2 separate regions of the Homo sapiens genome follow, and region 1 is linked to region 2. The links are chromatin contacts, found by Hi-C or POLR2A ChIA-PET in ENCODE. All regions are on one chromosome and are shown on one strand. Each heading gives the region's core, a stretch centred on a gene start or an enhancer-like site at or near the end of the contact. The rest is flanking DNA. Distances are from core to core; before and after follow the strand shown.

What was found. A loop is a pair of places that touch in the nucleus more often than their neighbours do. ChIA-PET counts read pairs that join two places held with the same protein, here RNA polymerase II (POLR2A). Pooled maps may share reads with other maps.
Region 1: a map of CD8-positive, alpha-beta T cell shows a loop between it and region 2 (3-fold over the local background). The contact joins the enhancer-like site here to the promoter of TLR5 in region 2. A Hi-C loop is called at or near these places in 1 of 168 maps with a recorded cell type or tissue (CD8-positive, alpha-beta T cell), 1 of 37 single-sample maps with no recorded cell type and 7 of 50 pooled maps. POLR2A ChIA-PET finds 5 or more read pairs at or near these places in 2 of 52 experiments (PC-9 and naive thymus-derived CD4-positive, alpha-beta T cell).

What each region holds. Positions count from the first base shown.
Region 1 is chr1:222,652,292-222,657,462 of GRCh38, forward strand. MIA3 (MIA SH3 domain ER export factor 3) reads left to right here. Exons shown (of 28, transcript NM_198551.4): 13 at 1-41; 14 at 717-839; 15 at 937-1,048; 16 at 1,952-2,007; 17 at 2,098-2,188; 18 at 2,364-2,502. Among named protein-coding and RNA genes, the nearest start is that of MIA3, 37 kb to the left of the region's middle. RefSeq lists an enhancer at 2,681-2,920. Within about 2 kb of position 2,765, at least 10 of the 41 ENCODE cell types and tissues checked have a DNase peak (open chromatin) inside an H3K27ac peak, as active enhancers do; they include CD8-positive, alpha-beta T cell, where a contact is called at or near this core.
Region 2 is chr1:223,140,751-223,146,262 of GRCh38, forward strand. It overlaps TLR5 (toll like receptor 5), which reads right to left and starts at 2,498. Exons shown (of 6, transcript NM_003268.6): 1 at 2,446-2,498; 2 at 898-1,013. It overlaps LOC124904522 (a long non-coding RNA gene), which reads left to right and starts at 2,605. Exons shown (of 2, transcript XR_007066895.1): 1 at 2,605-2,848. RefSeq lists a silencer at 2,287-2,656.

The sequences.
Region 1 (5,171 bases), core at 1,515-4,014, 490 kb before region 2:
TTCAAGAAGAAAATGCTAGGCTTAAGAAGAAAAAAGAGCAGGTAAAGGAAAGTGCGTGTCCCAGGTCATGTAAAATAGAGAACTCAGTATCATACCTCATGAATGCCTTTACTCAGATCTATTTTTAGGGTAATATATGTGCAGGATTCTGTTCTTAGATATGCAAAGTTTAAACTATGCTTCCAAAATTGAGTGTAGGTATACATTCTCTATCTGTTCTGGATTTTCTGTTCTGTACAATTTATTTTGGCTATCAGAGTGTGTAGTCTTGTTTTGTCAGACACCAATTGCTATTAACTTGAGTAGCCTCGAGTGGGTAGTAGATTGGCTTTTTAGACCCAAGAGTTAGATATTTTATAACCCTCCTTTGAGTAGTTACTGCTTCACTAGCCAAGGGAAGGTTACATGATCAGGAGTGTGGACTTGGGAGATAGTAGGATGAGCCCTTCTGTTCCTTCTGGAAGTGAATTATTTGAATTGGCTACAATTTTCTGAAGGATGCAATAAACAAGATCAATTTCCTTGATAGCTCTGATGTTCTCACTACAGCTCTGAGGGTTGGGGCCACTGTCTCCTCCCACTTAACCAAGGTCTTAGCCCATAGTGATAGGCCAAGGAGAGGCATGGTTCCTTATTTACCTGTCTCATTCATGTGGTCCTAATGTCTCCAGTGCAAAAGCCCTAACCTGTGGGAATCATGTGTTTTAACTTTGCAGTTGCAGCAGGAAATCGAAGACTGGAGTAAATTACATGCTGAGCTCAGTGAGCAAATCAAATCATTTGAGAAGTCTCAGAAAGATTTGGAAGTAGCTCTTACTCACAAGGATGATAATATTAATGTAAGTGCGTTCATGAATACAAGCTTAATTCTTGTGAATTATCAAATCTGTTGAATTAAATGGAAAGACTCTTAATGCCCTTTTACTTCTTTTCTAGGCTTTGACTAACTGCATTACACAGTTGAATCTGTTAGAGTGTGAATCTGAATCTGAGGGTCAAAATAAAGGTGGAAATGATTCAGATGAATTAGCAAATGGAGAAGTGGGAGGTAAGATCAGCCTCAAGGAGGATGGACCCCTTTTGCCTTCCTGTCTTTAAGTGCACCAGTGCTACTTTTCAGCTGGCTGCATTTCCTCTTAAGCTTTCGAGGTGTAAATACATTGGATTTGAATGTGTGTCTGTTTGCATTGGGCAGAGGTGGATTGCTAGGGTGAGGTGTAGCAGTAAGCATGCAGTGAACACTGACTTTGTTTTCACATTGAGACTAGAAGGGTGCACGGGAGCTGCACTGGTCATGTCTTACACCTCTAAGTATTGGACACATACAGTAGTAGAAACTTGTTTTTCAATTTCATGGAGATAACATTTTAAAACTTGTCATCTCAGTAGCTGTGTGGTTTTAAGGCCCACAACTGGTTTTAAGAGTACTGAGGTGGTTGGAGGCATAAACTGACTAAGGCCATGAAAGAAAACCACAACTGGTTTTGAGAGTACTGAGGTGGTTGGATCCATAAACTAAGGCCATGAGAGTGGAGGCTATAGTGTTGCAGTGTTTACTGATGAGGAAAATGTTTCTAGATGCCCTCTCTCAAGTTGGATATTGCTTGTGTAGTGGGTGTTTTAAACCACACCTGGTAGTAGATTCTGGAGGAGAATAGGAGGGAATCTTTCTGAATAAGACACTAAGCCCAGATGGAAGAAAGAGCTTTATCTCACATGTTTCTTCTTGCTCAATAATGGCATGTATAACATGTTTATTGTACAAATGGGAATTCACTTTTTCAGTCTTAAGTTTGCAGTTCTCTTAAAAGTCAGTCTAATCCTTTTCTGTTTTTGTTTGTTCTTTAAATGTTTGAACATGACAATTGTTTAGTTTTGGGTAAATCAAGAAAATATAGATTTAAAAAGCAAGGGAAGAAAAAGCAATGAAAGAAAGCCTTTTGTTTTTTAGGTGACCGGAATGAGAAGATGAAAAATCAAATTAAGCAGATGATGGATGTCTCTCGGGTATAATCGTTTTTAGAGTCCCATAATTGCCTGTGAATACTTTTACTATGCCTCACTTTTATGAATACTTGTCTCTTCTGCAATTTTTAGACACAGACTGCAATATCGGTAGTTGAAGAGGATCTAAAGCTTTTACAGCTTAAGCTAAGAGCCTCCGTGTCCACTAAATGTAACCTGGAAGGTAGGTTGCTTCTTGAGAAGAAATTGCTATATATTGGAAAGATACAAAATTGCATTAGAAAGATAAAGAGCGGCTTCCTGCTTTCATACTTCTCATTTCTCTCAGCACCAGCCCCCAACCAAGTTCTCAAGTTCTTGTGCACACATATGGAACTCAAATGTTTTATCCTTTACAGACCAGGTAAAGAAATTGGAAGATGACCGCAACTCACTACAAGCTGCCAAAGCTGGACTGGAAGATGAATGCAAAACCTTGAGGCAGAAAGTGGAGATTCTGAATGAGCTCTATCAGCAGAAGGAGATGGCTTTGCAAAAGTAAGATTATCATCATTTACTGTTAACTGTATTGTCATGTCAGTAAATAAATGTGTACTAATATAGATAATGTTATCGTTTTTCAGGATTGTACTCTTTTGCATCTGTAATTAGTATAAATTTGTCTTTCTTTCTTTCTGCTTTGTTTCTCATAAGCTGCATTTTTCTTTCCTTTCTAACCAGTAGTCAAAAACTGTTGCCTGTAACTCACTTAAGGGGGAGCAGTGTACTGGTACTGACGGTCGCTGCTGTGGGAGTGCTTCTCTTTTGAAGATCTGGCCATGCCTTGTCTGTGGCTCCGCCACTTGTTTCACTTTCCTTTCTTTGTGGTCAATTATGTAATTTCCTTTAAACAGTCTGAGGGATTTGTATGACGTGTTTTAGTAGAATAAAAACTTCAAAAAAGGAAAATTTACTTATTGAAGGTACATTTAGTTTTGGACTTCACAGAGTAAAATATTCAAACTAAACATAATTGTGGCAAAGATATTAGGAGTTTTGAATGTAGAACTATTTGGTGTGTATATTTAGATAATAATCCTCTGAAATACATATCTCAAATTTCGAGCGAGGTACCTTTTGAGAGGTATATTTTTATAGTTCAAGTTTTTTGTCCACAAAAACATCTGAATTCTCTAAAAATAGGTTATCTGTGGCAGTTGCTATTTGTGTTTGCTCTTATGTTTTACTCTTTGGTGTATATGGCAGTGTGTGAGGAGGCCTCTCTTGCTAAGCAAATTTAACTTTTTTAAATGCTTAGACTGCTACTGCTGTATGCCATTAAATATTGAAACCATACCATTAACTTTTTCTCTAATTCTTTGCTCACCAGGCAGCCAGTTTAGATTTTCCAGGTTTTGTTCAGGCCAGCTCTAAATAAATGCCTGTCCTGCTTCAGAGAGACATTCCTCATTTCATTACTTTTTAAAAAAGAGCACTTCTCTGCCTCCAATAGTAATGTGAATTACGTAAATGGCAACTGTTTTTCTTCGTGATACAGTTAACCCATTGATGTGGCAGTGTTTTATTCAACTTCCCCAAAATTCATTCAGTCTCCATGTGTGGTTTGTACTCTACTGTCCACCCCTAAAGTCACTGTGTTAATTCAGGCCCTTGTCATCTTTTATGCCAGTCCCCTAGCTAATCACGTATCTCCAGACTTTCTTTCCCTTTTTTTTTTTTTTTTTTTTTTTTGAGACAGAGTCTCACTCTGCCGCCCAGGCTGGAGTGCAGTGGCGTGGTCTCAGCTTACTGCAAGCTCCGCCTCCCAGGTTCATGCCATTCTCCTGCCTCAGTCTCCCGAGTAGCTGGGACTACAGGCGCCCGCCACCATGCCCGGCTAATTTTTTTTGTATTTTTAGTAGAGATGGGGTTTCACCTGTGTTAGCCAGGATGGTCTCAATCTCCTGACCTCGTGATCCACCCGCCTCGGCCTCCCAAAGTGCTGGGATTACAGGTGTGAGCCACCGCGCCCGGCCAAAGAATATACTTTAATGCAGGTTCAGTGAGTTTACTTTTGTATGAAAATGTCTTTAGTTTGACTCCATTTTAAAAGGATCTTTCTGCTGGTTCTGGAATTTCGATAGTTGTTTAGTATCAGCACTTTAAAGATAACCAGTTATCCTCTAGTTTTAAAGTTTCTTTGAGGAATCTATTATCATTCTTATTTTCTCTTTTCTCTTTTTTCAAATGTTTTATGCCTGCCCTAGCTGCCTTTCGTCATTTTCTTTTTGGTTTTTCAGCAGTTTTCTTGGGAGGTGCCTACATGTAGGGTTTTGTCATCACCCTTCCACCCTACCCTCCTGCTTTTTCTTTTGCATTTATACTGCTTGAGGTTATAAACATCTCTTGAGTTTGGAGCCTCTTTTTTCACATATTAATTCTATCTTATTCTCACTTGTCCTGAGAATCCAATTCAACATACTAGGATCTCCCACCCCTACCCCTCGCCCAATGCCTCCTACATTCTGAATATGCTTCATTCTGGATGTTTTCTTCTGACCTATCTTCCAATGTGCTAAAAATCTCACCTCAGTTGTCTAATCTGCTAAAATCATTGAGTTCTTTTTGGTTTCACTATTTTTCACTTTTATAGTTTCTAATCCTCTGCTGAAATGTGTAATCTTGACTTGTACTTCCTTCAATTTGTAAGGCACAATTGCTTTAAAATCTATGTGGTAATCCTATTATGTGGATCCCTTATGAGTGTGTTTCTCTGGTCTTCTAGATTGTGATTACATTGTCTTGTCTTGTGGAATGTCTGGTTGGTTTTGATGGAGTGGTGAACATTGTTTTTGAAAATTGTAGGGGAAATTTGAGGTCTAAGATGATGTTATCATCCTACATAAAAGATATGAGATTACCTCTAGCAGGTGGTCATTACTTTATTCCAGTTAGCAATTAAAATCATTCAAAAATGGCTTAGTTCCTTTAAAGGACATTGTATTTATTGCCTGTTCAATACTCCAAGTGTGCAGCTCTTTTCTGGTCTCAACCCAAAGCCTAGGGCTTTTACTAGGGGTCCTTCTCATTGGCAGCCCTGAACTCCCTCCGCTTCTTGTTTCTCTCAACCCAGGGATCTGTTGAAAGTTCTTTTCAACCTTCTTACATATCTGCATTGTCTTCAATGCATGGATGAACCTGGGGGGAAATGGCTTAAAATGCCGGGC
Region 2 (5,512 bases), core at 1,248-3,747:
CTTAAGTCAAGCTGAACACCAGCTGGCTCTGTGAAGCTCTCTCTTCCTTTCCCAGTCAGTCTGCACTAGCTGTCTTCTTTGAGCTAGCAGATGCTGCCACATACTTTCGCACTTAATTGCGCTCTAATTGTTTCACAGGTGCTGGTTTTGTCTTCCTACTTAGACCTAGGAGCTTTTGGACAGCAGGGACTATGCCTCAAACTTGGGTTTGTCCCAGAGAGCGGAAGACACTATACGCTGTTGCTCTCACATTAAGGGACCAAGGCTGGGAATCACTTAAGCTTCAGAAATCTGATTGAAGCTTTGGATCTGCCTTCTGCATTCTTTTCCACAATGTTAAGAGTGAAACAAACACATCTGGATGCAGTAACTGGACATTCCAGTGCTGTCTGCTGTTTAAGTCTGTTAGTATACAGAGACAAATAAACAGGAGAGTTTTGCTTTCAACACTCAGCAGAGCCAAACTTCCTGATGCACGGGAATGAACAACGGAGGCACTGTTCTGGAAACACCGTCCTCCAGAGAGGCGCTCCCTCCTCAGAAACAACACCGAAAACCTGGCATGGCTGGTTTTGCATTCAGACAATGGCACCTACATGCTTTTTGCTTTGCTCAGAGCTGTAAATATCCAAAGAGGTGATCCTCTGCCATCATTTTGGAAGGAAGAATCAGTCAGACTGATAATTAGGGTCATACGCACAGGCATGGTCATGCTGATTGTTGAAATTTAGATTATTTTTGGCCCAGCACAGTGGCTCACACCTGTAATGCCAGCACTGTGGGAGGCCAAGACAGGCGGATCACCTGAGGTCAGGAGTTTGAGATCAGCCCGACCAACATGGTGAAACCCCATTTCTACTAAAAATACAAAAATTAGACAGGCGTAGTGGTGGGTACCTGTAATCCCAGCTACTTGGGAGGCTGAGGCAAGAGAATCGCTTGAACCCTGGAGGCAGTGGTTGCAGTCAGCCGAGATTGTGTCACTGCAGTCCAGCCTGGGCGGCAGAGTGAGACTGTCTCAAAAAAAAAATTACATATATATATATATATATATATATATATATATATATATAGAGAGAGAGAGAGAGAGAGAGAGAGAGAGAGAGAAAGAGAGAGAGAGAGATTATTTTTGTACTGCTTAGTAATTAGCTTTAGCACGGTCTCTCCTCTGGGACCTCCCCTGGAATTTCCCCACAATCCAGTAACTGAATAATTAGCATCCAGCCCCACAGAACTTCTCCCAGGGCCCTGCTCCAGGGCTTCCCTTCTGACTGGCTGTGCATGGCACACTGGGAATTGTTTTCTGCCCACAAGAACAAGGGTGAACTGAGTCAAGGAGTCCAAGAGATCTTGGACGCACTTCTCAGAATTCGGAGGGGCTGGGTAAATGCAGGAGAAAATTGATGAAACCACATTGGCCCTGCAAGAGCCTGACTGCTCCTGCACGGTAGCTACCCCTAGCATTAGCGGGGAGTCACCAATGCCTCTTCCAGGCACTGAGCAAGAGGGCGGCATTACAGATGCACTTGCCGTCCAAACAGATCATCTCATTGACTAGGTGACTGCTCAGCAACAGTATCTGAAGGACACTAGGGTTACTCTGCTTGTTTGCAGTTCACGGTGCTGGACGGATGTGTTCCCAACACTAGGTAACAACACCGCTCTCCCTCCTCCGGGAGAAAGCCGCAGCCGTCGATTCCCACCCAACAGGGCCTCAGCGCCTTCCCAGGGCAGCACCCTCACTCCTGCAACCACCAATCACCCAAGCCACAGCATGGTCCCAGACCCACCCTCGCCCCTTAGGAAATGGCTTTCCAATTGTGTTTTCACAGGAGCATGGCCACTGGGCAATGATCTTCACAGGCAGGCTTTTTTTTCCCCCTCTCAACATAAAGGCCAGCAATATTTACCACGGAGTCTTGGCCAGTGTGCACTGCCTGGTGCTGTGGGGTGGGGTGTTTAGGGCCTTTTGTTGAGCAGCTCAGTGACTTTCTGGGATTTCCATGGCCCTGCTGGAGATGGCCCTCTGTCTCCCTTTTCCAAGGAAGAAAGTGACTGGGGACAAGCCACCTGCCTCTTCCACAGGGTGGGGGCGAGAGTGACAGCGAGACAGCACAAGAAGGACCCGCTCTGTTTCAAAGCGAGGATGTGAGTGACTTCGTCTGTGCCGAGGTCTCTTCGTCTCCAACCTGCCGGGCACAGGGCACCCACATGACACGCTCACCCCGTCCCTGGGCCGAGGGACCCCACGTCTCGCGGGTGCCGCGGGGCAGAGAGCGCCGCCTAGTGAGGCGGCGCGAGTTGGACATAGACTGGAAAATAGACCCGGACAGCCCGGGAGGAGGGCGGAGAGGAGTCCGACCTCCGCAGGCAGCCGCGTCCCCGCCCCGCGCTGCCTACGACTTAGGGCCCCCGGCCCATCCCCTGCCGCTGCAGGGCGCTCACCTCTGGGACGCCTCCCCGCGCCGCCTGCGCCACGGTTGGCTCCTCCCGGACGCAAAAGCGGCGCCCTCGCTCGGGCTCCTGAAAACCTCGCGGCCCCGCCCACGGAAGGGCCCGCCCACCTGCCAGGCCACGCCCCCGTCTCGGCCACGCCGCAGCTCAGGGTTTTCTCTGAGGGCTGTGAGAGGCTAGGCCCGGGGAGAGGAGGCAGAGGTTATGCTCCGGTCTCTGCAGACTTCCACAGTGTCTATCGAGATCACACATGCCAGCATTGCCCCCTCCCATCCTCTCCTCATCGTACGGAGGAGGAAACCCAGGCCGAAGACCTGAAGTGTCCAAAAGCACAGCCAGGCCAAAGAGAAGCACCATCCCATGTTCTCCCACTCCCACTCCGGTGCTTCTTCAGGTAGGCTAAACTTCAGGCTAAAATGTGAAGATCACAGTGACACATTCCTGTCAGCAGAATCTGCTGCATATGTTTGGGAGCTGGGGTGTTTGGAAGCTCCGATTTTGTGTGGAGGACCCAAGAGAGAAGACAGACCCTTCCTGTCCTATAAGAACAGTGCTCCTCCTGCCCTAACTTCTCTTTTCCTTTTTCTAACTCCCTCTGCCTATGGGGTTTGCTGAAACTTTCAGGAAAAGGGACGTGTCAAAAGAAAGAAATGGACACCCCAGAGGCCGTGCAACCACAGGGTTAAAAGGAGGTAGCCTTATGAGAAAGCGGTGGAGTGGCTTTCTGGGGTGAAACCCAGTTCAAGGACAGAAATAGCACTGTCTTGAGTTAAGACTGGTGGTGGGGGAAGCCTGGGGGTGGGGCGCAGACTGCAGGCGGAGGAGCTCCCTGCCACCTGCCACTTGGGGTGTAATCACAGAGCAGCTGACACTCCCCACTCACTGCCTGGAGGAGCTTGGCGGTGGGATCGGGCAAGGCGGGAAAGATAGGTGTAAAACAAAGCCTGGCACTTAATTACAGTGCAAAGATCTCATTATAGAGTCTTCTCAGCTCCCCTCCTCGGCTGGCAGCTTGAAGCCTGAGTGACAAATTGCCTAGGTAGGTCTCCAAGGGCTGTATGTAGAGGGATGAAACCACCTCCCTGCCCACCCGAACCCCACTGTGGGGGCTGTGGAGAGGGAGGGGATGTTCACACTCTGGCATATGCAGGGGGCAGTGGGGAAGTCTGTAAGGGCACCTAGAAAGCAGTAAGAGCTGGGAGCCACAGTGGCCCTAGCCTGACATAAATAACACCTTGCTGGGGCAAGCCCAGTGTTCCCTCTTTTGGTAGTGGAACCGAGGGCAAGGTTGGGGACAGCTTGACGTGTGGCACTGTTTACTCTGCATCATAGGTGGATGCTGCAAGACCAGCAGGGGCCTGGCTTATCATGCAACTTTGTGAATATGTGGGAGAGAGGAGCCTTCCAGACGGTGTTATGGCCTCCCAGGAACTCCCAAAGCCCCCTCCCCAGGGTGGCATCTGGTTTTGGACACTGGTTTCTGTCACTGAGCTCCAGGGACTCATGTCACACCTGGAAGAACTTTTAGATTCTGTCTGCCTGGCCATGTCTTCCAACAGCCGAGATCATTGAGGAAGATGACAACTTCTACCTGAACAGCCAGGACAGCTTAGGGTCTTCTCACATGTGGACCTTGAAATGCACTTCTGTTATTTTTCTCCAGTATATTCAGGGGAAGGGGGCTGGTGATCAAAGCTTTTGCTGAGCAGGAACAGAAGGGTTGTCACTTGCTTTTTTCTCCACTGAAACCTAGAGTAGCAAACACATCCTCGGGGTGCTATGTGATGCTCACAGGCAGAGCCCTGCCAGAGGTTCCCGTCATTCCCATATATTAAACCTTCAATGTCTTCCCTATGAACTACAAACAAAGTTTATATTCTAGGTCAAAACCCCATCGTCTAGCCCCTGACAACTTCTCTAGGCTTGTCTGCTTCCAGCCCCAACCTCCCAGTCCCCAGCCTCAGCAGCTGCCTTCCACTTGCTTAAGGTCTTCACGCATGCTATTTCTTCTACCTGGAATACTCTTTCTCCATGACTTTGCGTAGCTCACTCCTACCCACATTTTAGTGTTCCCTGTAATGTAACTTCTTCAAAGAGAACTTCCCTAACTCTTCTAATTAAATTAGGTCCCTCCCATTATTCTTCCTCTTTATAACCTATTCTTTTCCTTCACAACTCTCATTTCAATTTATGATTTTACATGGACATGTTTATTGGTTCAAGGTCAGCCTGTCCTTCATACTTAATAGATTTAATAGACTGTAAGCCTCACGAGGGTAGGGGCCATGTCTGATTTGTTCACTTCAAATCCAGTATCTGACAAGTGTCTCCCTATAAATATTTATTGATGAATGAATGAGTGAATGAATGATATCAGCAATCTTTATCTTAAAAGATAAAATTAGAACTCAATAAACTTGTAAACATAAGCAGTAGTGACTATTTCCATTAAAAAAGGTAGCAACCAAAACAAGATTCAAGGAAATACAAATACCAAGGTTTATTAGGTACTTCTTAAAACTAACCATCCATTCAACAAATGTGTATTAAGCTTCCGTAGCCCTTGTGCTTCTTGCCAGAAATACAAATCTAAATACGATCTGGCTCTCAGGAGCTTGCAGCCTGGGGGAGTAGGGTTGGACATGTAAATAAATGGTTATAGTGTAATTTGATAAATGCTGCAATAATATAGGTATCTAACTCTGCCTGGGAGTGCCTATATCTGGGACTTGGTGAAAAAGAAAAAGATGACTTTGTCACCTGGACGGGACAGAGGGAGGGCATTCTGGGCAGGAGACGAATGAAGGAATGTGGCTCATTTGGGGAACTGCCAGTGGTTTGGTAAATGGAGCGCAGGTTGTGTGAAGGATGGAGGCGGTTGAAGAGGTAGGTAGGCAATCACCAGATCCCACGTTCATGCACATGTGTTCTGCTGAGGAGTCTGGGCTATGCTCTGCCTCCCTGTAGGGCTTGGGGATCCACTGGATGGTGTTAAGCAATGGAGTGGCACCACACCTTCATATTTATAGACAAGAAGTTATAACCCTAATGGCAGTGT